Linked DNA regions of Homo sapiens: region 2 is linked to region 1. Evidence: chromatin loops called from intact Hi-C (ENCODE). Cell type or tissue: dorsolateral prefrontal cortex. All regions are shown on one strand. Links, peaks and the distances in the headings refer to the core of each region. The heading gives the core; the rest is flanking DNA. Region 1 overlaps LINC01500 (long intergenic non-protein coding RNA 1500). Region 2 has its middle 16 kb from the start of LINC01500.

Region 1 (4,399 bases), core at 123-4,122:
AACATTGTGGGAATTTAACCCCCCCGCCTTGCTACAATTCTCTTTCTCATGTGTACTTTCTATGTACATATTTCAAATGTGCTGTTGCTTTCCCTGTAACAGTTAGAACATCATTATGTCCCTCTAATTTTAACACAAATTGCTTGTTTTCATTGTTGTCATTTTTGAGAATAAAACATTTAGTCTTGGCCTGTTAAACAGAATTGCCAAAAAATATTTGTATATCTAGTCTTTTTCTCTGAAATAGGCTTAAAAAAATCTACTTCTGTTGATGAATTGAAGCTCTTCTATTTTCTGGAATTTAAATGATTACAAATGATACCCTGTGAGTTCATCCTGATTTCATTAATAACCAGAGTTCTTACCTCGGTATCTGTCTGGGGAGCTGCTCTCATCAATGCCGAGTGAATCCACACCACAAATCTTCCCCTGAAAGCCTTCCTGCTGTCCTCCCTTCACTGACGTGGCTTAGCTTTTCTTATCTTCTGCTGAAGCCTTAATGGAAGACAAAATCGACAGGCTAGCATGTTCTGCTTGGCTTCTTTTCCTGCCCCCTCCTTCTTTGTTCCTTCTCTTCTTTATCCTGCCTCAGTTGTCAGCTTTATTCAGTCTCTCCTGTTTAGACTTCCCATCTGCTGCTGGCAGTGGGTACTGTCTCGGTTTCTGCGGAAATCAGGAGAAAAAGCAATATTTAGTCCATCTCAACTTTCACAGTTATTTTCTTTCTACTATTAGCTTTGAAGTTCCTACTTTCCTACCCTGAGTGTTGACATCTTTTGTTTGGAGCGTATTTGTACTACAGCTTTCTCTCTCCCCCTCTAAGTTAGCTCATATTAACCACAGCATCCAGTCTCATTAGCTTATCTATTGTAAATTATTTTCAACTCCCTACTCTAAACAAAACGGGAGGCCAGTTCATACTTCCTGACTTATATATGTTACAACCTGTATAATAAACTTACTCTATGCAGATACCCATTTCTAACTCTTTCCAGTGAAGTGGCCTATTTAGGACCATTTAAAACTATATTCGAGTCCTATTCGCTTTGCCTTGAGATGGTTGCAGTCACCTTATTTTTTAGTACATGCAACTGGCTTTCCTTGTTTTCTCTTTCAGAATCTCGGAAGTATATTTTTTTAAAAAGAAAAGTATTTTGAAATTATAACACAAAGCTAACTCCATGTCAAAAATATTTGAATAAAAATTCTATTAGAATAAACATATTTGGATTCTGTAAGACTATAATATATAATAGTTGGATCAAGGAGGGTGAATACATTTTGTGGATGTTATCGTGTGGAAGATTATGTTTTACTTTTTTATTCATGGTAAAATTTTAAGGGGAAATAACAACAAATATTTTTCTTTCCCATTTATTTCTAGTAAAAGTTATGTAGCTTTTTTTGTTCCTGATGGAATTCTATAATGACTAAGTCACTGAAACACTTGCATCTCTCTTAGGAGGGACGTGTGGAATTTTTTCACAAAAGAAAGAGCATGTTGTTATAAATGCTTCATGTAACCAGTTTAATACATCACTGAGTAAGAGACACACAGAAAACAATTCCTCTTATTTGGTCCTGGGAGACTGGGCATATGCCTCAGTGTAAAGGTGGGAGGCTTGTGAGTGCTTATTTCCTGGAAGTTGAGAAGCGTCTTTAGTCTACTGTGTTGACAGCAAAGCCAGGATCAACAGATTGTTTTATTAATTTGTTGTAGGTTGAGTTGCTTTTGCCTCTGGGCATTCCTGTGTTCAACTGGGGCTTTTGCCAAAAAAGCCAGAACGCCCTTAATCTCCTCTTTCCTCATGAAACTCACAGCTTTGGTTCGTCACAGATCTTGCAGATCTTGGCGGTGCTCTCCTACTCCCCAGTTTTGTCTCAGCACCATATGGCTTTTGACAAAGTCAGGCCACAGCTTCAACCTAAACAGCTTAACATTATCGAAAGCCCAGCCCACTGAGGAAATAACAGTTCTCGTTTATTTCTGTAAGTCATCTGGCTGGGAGTGGGAAGAGGGTAGGGAAGTCAGTGTGGTGAGGGATGGGGAACATGTGAAAGATGCAAGGAAAATAGGTGGATGTGGGAGTGGGGAGGGGGCAGTTCTAACAGATAAGATGTAGTGGATTCTGAGCAATATTTTCCAAGTCCAAGAAAAATACATTGCTCATATTCATTTTTTCCCCCTAAGGATAATGAACTTTCACCTGGATTTAAAAAGGAGGAGCCAAAGTCTGGTTTCAATTAACATGTTTTACAATATACGGGGGTGTTTTCCATATTGCTTCCGTAGCTTGCAATGGATGCTTAGGACATAACGATGTCTTACATACTCGGCTGTGGGAATGTGATGTCAGAATCCTCAGGGCTGGGGTGTGGGTGGTGTTGTTTGCCTACACTGAGGTTCTGTGTTCCAGACCTCACCCAACTGCATGCTATTTTTGGCTTGCAACCTCCTACCAGGCAAGCCTGATGAATGTCTAACTTCAAGGGAAAAAGAGAAGAGCAAAATGTAAGGAGCTGAATATTTCCCCCCGCCCACATCAAATTTCACTCCACCCTGTAAGACCTGGAGAACCAGAAGCAAGTTTCAAACCTTTCCACTAAGATCCACAGCAAACTGTGACTCCTGAATGAAGATGATTCTAATGGTGGCAAGAAACCAAGAAGGCCAGATGCTTCATTTTCTGGTCTTCTAAGAAAAGACAAATGATGTATCCATCCAGTGTATAATTTCATGAACTAGCAGAACACTTGGCCTTGTGTAAACACTCGGTTCCAAAACCCAGAAGCAAAGAAACCCAGTAGAGAAAACCAGCTTTATTTTTTAAATCCTCTGATGAATTTGAGGTTGGGAAAGGAAAACACACCATAAGAATGACTACTATTGTTCTGGATCATGATTTATCTTCAGTCAGCTTGTGAAAATTAACTAGGCTACTTTCCTGAAGAGCTGAGGAGTGGATCTGAGTTATATAAGCTGCTCATCTAACAGCATAGAAACTGATACACAAAGGAGTTAGCTTTCTTGAGTTCACCTTTAAAAGCTCAGACCTCAAGAAATCTGCACGTCATTCAGCTCAGGCCATGCCTTCTCCCTGCTGGGAAACCTGCTGTGGTTCACTTCCCTCTTGGACTTGGTTGGCCAGACGGTATCTAGCCCTAACCCAGTTTTCTAATCGTACTTCCCACTTTTAACTTTTTCTTTGCTCTCCAAGTTCTTTATATCTAGGCCCCATTGGTTTACTTGCTCTTCTCCCAAGATACCAGGGATTCTTTGGATGCTGAATATTGCTCATATTTTCCTTCTGGAGTTGGAATGTCCTACCCGCCTATCTCAAATATGTGGACACTGACCTTCCCTTTAGGAACCAGATCAAATGTCATGATATCCACAGAGCTTACTCTAGTTAGCCTATTTAGTCTAATGTATAGCACAATGGGTAAGGGAACAGCCTTGGGTTAGCTAGGCCCAGGTTAAGGTTGTTTTTCCTTTCCTGATTATATGACCCTGGCAAGGTACTTGAGCTCTGAGTTTTTCAGCCCCTCCTCTGTAAAAAGAATGATGAATGTAGAACCAATAAATAGGATTAATAAAATTGGGATCAACTCAACAAATATTATTTCATGAATTTAAATTTCAGGGATAAAAAGAAATTTCAAATCATCAAAGAAGATATTTATACATCTATATCTATTAATATCTATCTAAGTATATATTTTGGCCTATTCCAGAGAAAAAATGCTAGACCCAGTAAAATAGTTTGTATCAAGTTCATTCTTCCATTTGTTTGTATATTGATTTAACAACCATTTGTTGGATAGCAAATGTATGCCACGTATATGTTAACATGTATAGTTTATTCTTTCTTAAGGTTTAGTTTGGCAAAGAGTGCCAAATTATGAAAGACCTGGGCCCATGGCTCACATCTGTAATCTCAGCACTTTGAGAGTCTGAGGTGGGATAATTGCTTGAGGCCAGGAGTTCGAGATCAGCCTGGTCAACATAGCTAGACTCCTGTCTCTACAAAAAATAAAATTAGCTGAGTGCAGTGGCATGAGCCTGTAGTCCCAGTTATTCAGGAGGTTAAGGCACAAGGATAACTTAGGTCCAGGAGTTTGAGGTTGCAGTGAGCTGTGATTGTACCATGCACCCCACAGCCTGGGAAACAAGAGTAAAGCCCTGTCTCAAAAGAAAAAATTATGTAAGAGAAGTGTAGGATGTTTAGGAATAACAAAAGGGTGAGCTGAACTATCTTGGGTTCAGGTTTTGGAATTAGCCTCCCCTTGGGCCTTTCTGCTTCTGGTTTTATCCCTTTTATTTATTTATTAATAATAATAATAATAATAATTATTATTATTATTATTTTGAGACAGGGTCTCACTCTGTCAACCAGGA
Region 2 (4,399 bases), core at 188-4,187, 53 kb before region 1:
AGGTTTTCTTCTAGTATTTTTATAGTTTCAGGTCTTACAGTTAAGTCTTTAATCCATCTTGAGTTGATTTTTCGATCTGATTTCTCATCCCTGTGAACTGACAGAAGCCATGGAACACCTCTAGGCCCTCAGTGGAAGTTGAGAACAAACAGCAGGCACAGGAGATGAATGGTACTCAGGGAGCAAACTTTTGACTAATATTGACTCATCTATGTTTAATAGTCATATCAATTGCATTTTAATGAGCATATACTATGTGATAGGTGCTGTCATAATTGCTTCAGAAGAACAACTTAAATTATATTGTGCCTTACTGTATGCTATATACTGTTTGAAAGTACACAGCATAAATGCCTAACATTTATTAACTCCTATAAGCTCCATAACCCTCTGAAATAGATGATATTATTACTCCCATTAAAGAGTGTAGCCTTCATGGGGACAGGGACGTTATTGCACTTACAGCACTCAACATGTACAAACTAAAAGACCCTATTATACAGTTGTGGAAATGAGAGGCCAAGTGTATTACTCTGACCCAGGGCTTCTCAATCTCAGCACTAAGAACATTAGTTTTTAAGAACTAAAGACTAAGGCTGGTGAATAGAGCCATCACGGTGGTAGAGATGAGGTTATGCATGAGCTTAACATTAAGAACTCCCACTTCCACAGCAGATCTACACTGCCACAGCACATGTTCAACTGCCAGAAACAGAGACTATCACTTGAGAAGAGCAACCAGTCTCTTGGTAGCACATGGACTTTTCGTACGCTGAAGGGGCAGTGTTTATTTTGACAGATATCCACACTTAATCCAAGAATGAGTTTGCCTTATCTGCCTTCAGGGCTTCAGCTAGCACATTTTCTTGAGATTTCTTTGATATGTTTGAAGCAGCATAAGGCTGAGCAGGGGCAAGAACCATGGAGAATATCTACTTTTTAACTTGCATATGGATGTCAAGGATTTGTTACTCCCTCAGGAGAACACAAGTATCTGTTTAAATTTCTATCATGGGCTGAGATAATTGGATAAAATGTCATGGGCCACTAGTTATATTTAAGTTAGCAATCACACTCTGCAACACACCACAAACATTGGTGGTAGCGATCGTTACTAACTAAAGTTGGAAAGAAAGGAGGAAGAACAGGTTTCAAAGAAAAAGTTCTTTCAAAATTTGAAGGCTTCTCCATGTCATAGCTGTAGGAAGCAAAAGGGAAATGTGGGAAAAACAGATTGCACTGGGAAGTTGGACTGGAGAAGAGGACAAAGTGGAGTCTGAGCTATGAAGCCAATCTCTTGGGACTCTCCAGCTCATATTCAATTTTCTGTTTCAAGGTTTGAATGGGGGTCCCAATCTTTGGGGATCCTGCTCCAGATGGACATGCAAGGAACATGAAGTAACAAAGGATAGTGTGTTTGGGTAGTGGAGAGGCTGAAGGCCTGAGAGTGTGTTTGGGGAGGATATTTTATGTAAAATGTATGTTTTCTAGGAAGAAGGGGCATAGTTTTTATCTATTGAAGCTTTTTAAAGCAATTTTTCTCTATTAAAAGCCATTGGCCTGAACAGTAAGAATCAGGATTATTCTGGGCAAAAAACATCCTTCATGATTTGTTTTCAGTTTGCCTTTCCAGCATTTACCCTTTCTTCATGCTACTGTTTGCTGATGATAATGACCTAACTCATCATTTTCACACTGTTTTCTCCTCCCCATGCTTCCACAAGGCCATTCTTGTCTGGAATGCCTTTCTCTCCTATCCGCTTCAGAGAATATCTCCTCATCTTTCAGAGAGCCAGATGAGCTGTCGTTTTTTTCCAGATGGCCTTCCTCAGTGCCCAGAGAGAGTTGGCTGGTCCTCCTTTGTAGCCACCTCTGTTGTATGCCTGATAAAGTGGCATTCACTTGATTTGTTATAGGCCTGTTTCCTTCACAGGTAAGTTTCTTAGGCTGGGGGCTGCCTTATTTTCTTTCTATGCTTCAGTGCTTGGCAGATAGCAGGTGACATAATAAACACTTATTGAGAGTGTGAATTTAGAAATGAGTCACTCTGGAGGTGGCTGATCAGATGTCTTCTGTGTAACTTACAAAAAAGAAAAACATTTTTGGAAGTGTAGTAGAAGTTTGAGTTTCTGCAGGGAAGAAGTGTAATAAGTATATGTAAAATAAGTGTTATATAACATGATAGGAAATATTTTCTAGGGAATCTAAGACCAAGATAGAAACCCATCTGTCCCTGCTGACAGAGACACAGTCTGGCTCATGTTTTCTTTTCTATGATTTTGTAATTTATGATTTAAATCCCATAAAGTGAACAGCTGACAAACTAGACAAATGTCAGAATACCGATAATAAGCAAAAAACCCAAACACTTTCTTTATTTTGCCTTCTCTCCATTGTGTCACTCAGTCAACTATTTCCACCCTGAAGTGTTGGTCACATTAAAGGACAAGGACATGAATAGATGCTTGTGAAGGGTTGTATGTTTTGGTAGAGGAAGCATTCTATTTTTCTTTTTTTTCCTTGGGCTAGAGGCAACATTTTTTTTTTTAGATCTCATATTTTTAATTTATGAGGTATTGTTTGTGTTCATTTTCTTCAACATTTCCAAAACCTCACAAATTTAGATGAAGTTAAACTACTATAAAAGTGAAATATCATAGAATATTTTAAAACTAACTACATTAGCTTTTTTTTTTGAGATGGACTCTCACTCTGTCACCAGGCTGGAGTGCAGTGTGCAGTGGCGCGATCTTGGCTCACTGCAATCTCCGCCTCCAGGGTTCAAGCGATTCCCCTGCCTCAGCCTCCCGAGTAGCTGGGACTACAGGCGCGCCCCATCACGCCCGGCTAATTTTTTGTATTTTAGTAGAGACAGGCTTTCACCATGTTGGCCAGGAGGGTCTCGAGCTCCTAACCTTGTGATCTGCCTGCCTCAGCCTCCCAAAGTGTTGGGATTACAGAGTAAGCCACTGCACCCAGCCAGCTTTTTTTTTTTTTTTTTTTTAGTACATCATTAAAGGAAACAACATTAGAAGAATACAACGAAGCATTGATGAAGAAATTGAGTTAGTTATGCTTTAATAAATACATGACTCATTTTTTAAAAGCCTAAATCCTTTTATGTGCAAATAACCACTAATCACTATAAAAGTATTTAAAAATTTAGTTCTCACAAGTAGGATTAATATGGCCTGTTATAACCTTAATATAATACATATGCTTATTTATAATAGATATTTGCTTAAACAGCTTCTTTTGCCATAGATGTTAAAGATATAAGCCTCAGCTCAATTCTGGTCTAATTATTAAGAATTTAAAAAGAATGATTATTCAAGTGATTGAGTTTTCAACTGTACTTTGTTTATTTTAACTCCACTGTTTGCATTACATGAACTATGGACTTGCATCAAGAAAGTAGTGTATATGTCTAGAAACATTTTGAATGCTGGGGGAAGAATTTGACCAGCAGGACGTCTTATTGTCTAAACAGTATGAGGGCCTGTTTGCTTCATGGTGAGAAGATCTGCTTTCCTAACAGATTCTGAAGGTGGAGAACAGAAGGAGATGAAGGACTCTTGTCCTGCAGTGTAAGCAGATAATGGCACTTCAGCTGCTTCGATACACAGGCAGGAGGTTGGACTTAGCAATTTTTTTAGAGACTTCTTAGTTCTTAATATCTGTATCATTAGTTGACAGATGGATTTCTGTCTGGAATCTTATTTCAAGAAAGCTGCCTCCTGCTAGATAATCTCCTTAAACTGTAATTGACAAATGGAATGAATTTCATTTTCCTAAATTTTAGATGAATATACTAAAATGTTATCCATGCCTTCAATCTGTGGAGCCCATTCTTTTAATAAATATTTATTGAGCATTTACTATGTGCCAAAGATTCTGCTAGGAACTGGGATAAAGTGGAGAATAAGAAGGATACTATCCTTATTCTTCAGTGATAGCAACAAACCAGGATTTGAGTGCAAAGACTCTTACAATAATTTTTTTGTGTGTTTATCAAAATTCTGTTCTTGTTCTCTTTACCATTTTAGGTGAAAAAAAGGGGAGATTTTTCTAGGATGTGGTAACTTTTTTTTCTCTATAAAAAGTACAGTCAACCTCTCCAGTTAACTTTTTCAGACCACAGCTTCTCAACTTGGAAATAGTCACAACTGAGGTCAGACAGAAATTCTCTTTGAATTTTGAAGGCCAGTTATTACAGATATGTCCAATAAACCACAGTCCAACTTCTCAGCCCAGACTTTGGGACTTTATGGCTGATGGTAAGAGAACCTATCTTTATATTGTTCTCCTACGGAAACCCTGCGTGAGTCTCCTCACCGCTGGCCTGGCCTGCAGATTTCAGACTCCAGACCACAACATCTACTCTTATTGAATTGCTAGC

Evidence for each region. Hi-C counts contacts between places; a loop is a spot of excess contacts. Peaks named below come from ENCODE experiments on the same cell type or tissue, not always from the same donor. Only the 100,000 strongest peaks of a DNase experiment are listed, where the experiment ranks them.
Region 2: a loop joins it to region 1, with 18 times the contacts of the local background. A loop is called at or near these places in 4 of 110 quality-filtered maps.

The regions. Positions count from the first base shown.
Region 1 is chr14:58,863,297-58,867,695 of GRCh38, forward strand. The region is part of intron 1 of LINC01500 (long intergenic non-protein coding RNA 1500); the gene reads left to right. Among named protein-coding and RNA genes, the nearest start is that of LINC01500, 37 kb to the left of the region's middle. In dorsolateral prefrontal cortex, for the core only: no CTCF peak of the experiment used is centred there; a DNase peak (open chromatin) is centred at 2,405; H3K27ac peaks cover 770 bases.
Region 2 is chr14:58,810,459-58,814,857 of GRCh38, forward strand. No RefSeq gene overlaps it. Among named protein-coding and RNA genes, the nearest start is that of LINC01500, 16 kb to the right of the region's middle. In dorsolateral prefrontal cortex, for the core only: no CTCF peak of the experiment used is centred there; no DNase peak of the experiment used is centred there; H3K27ac peaks cover 3,360 bases.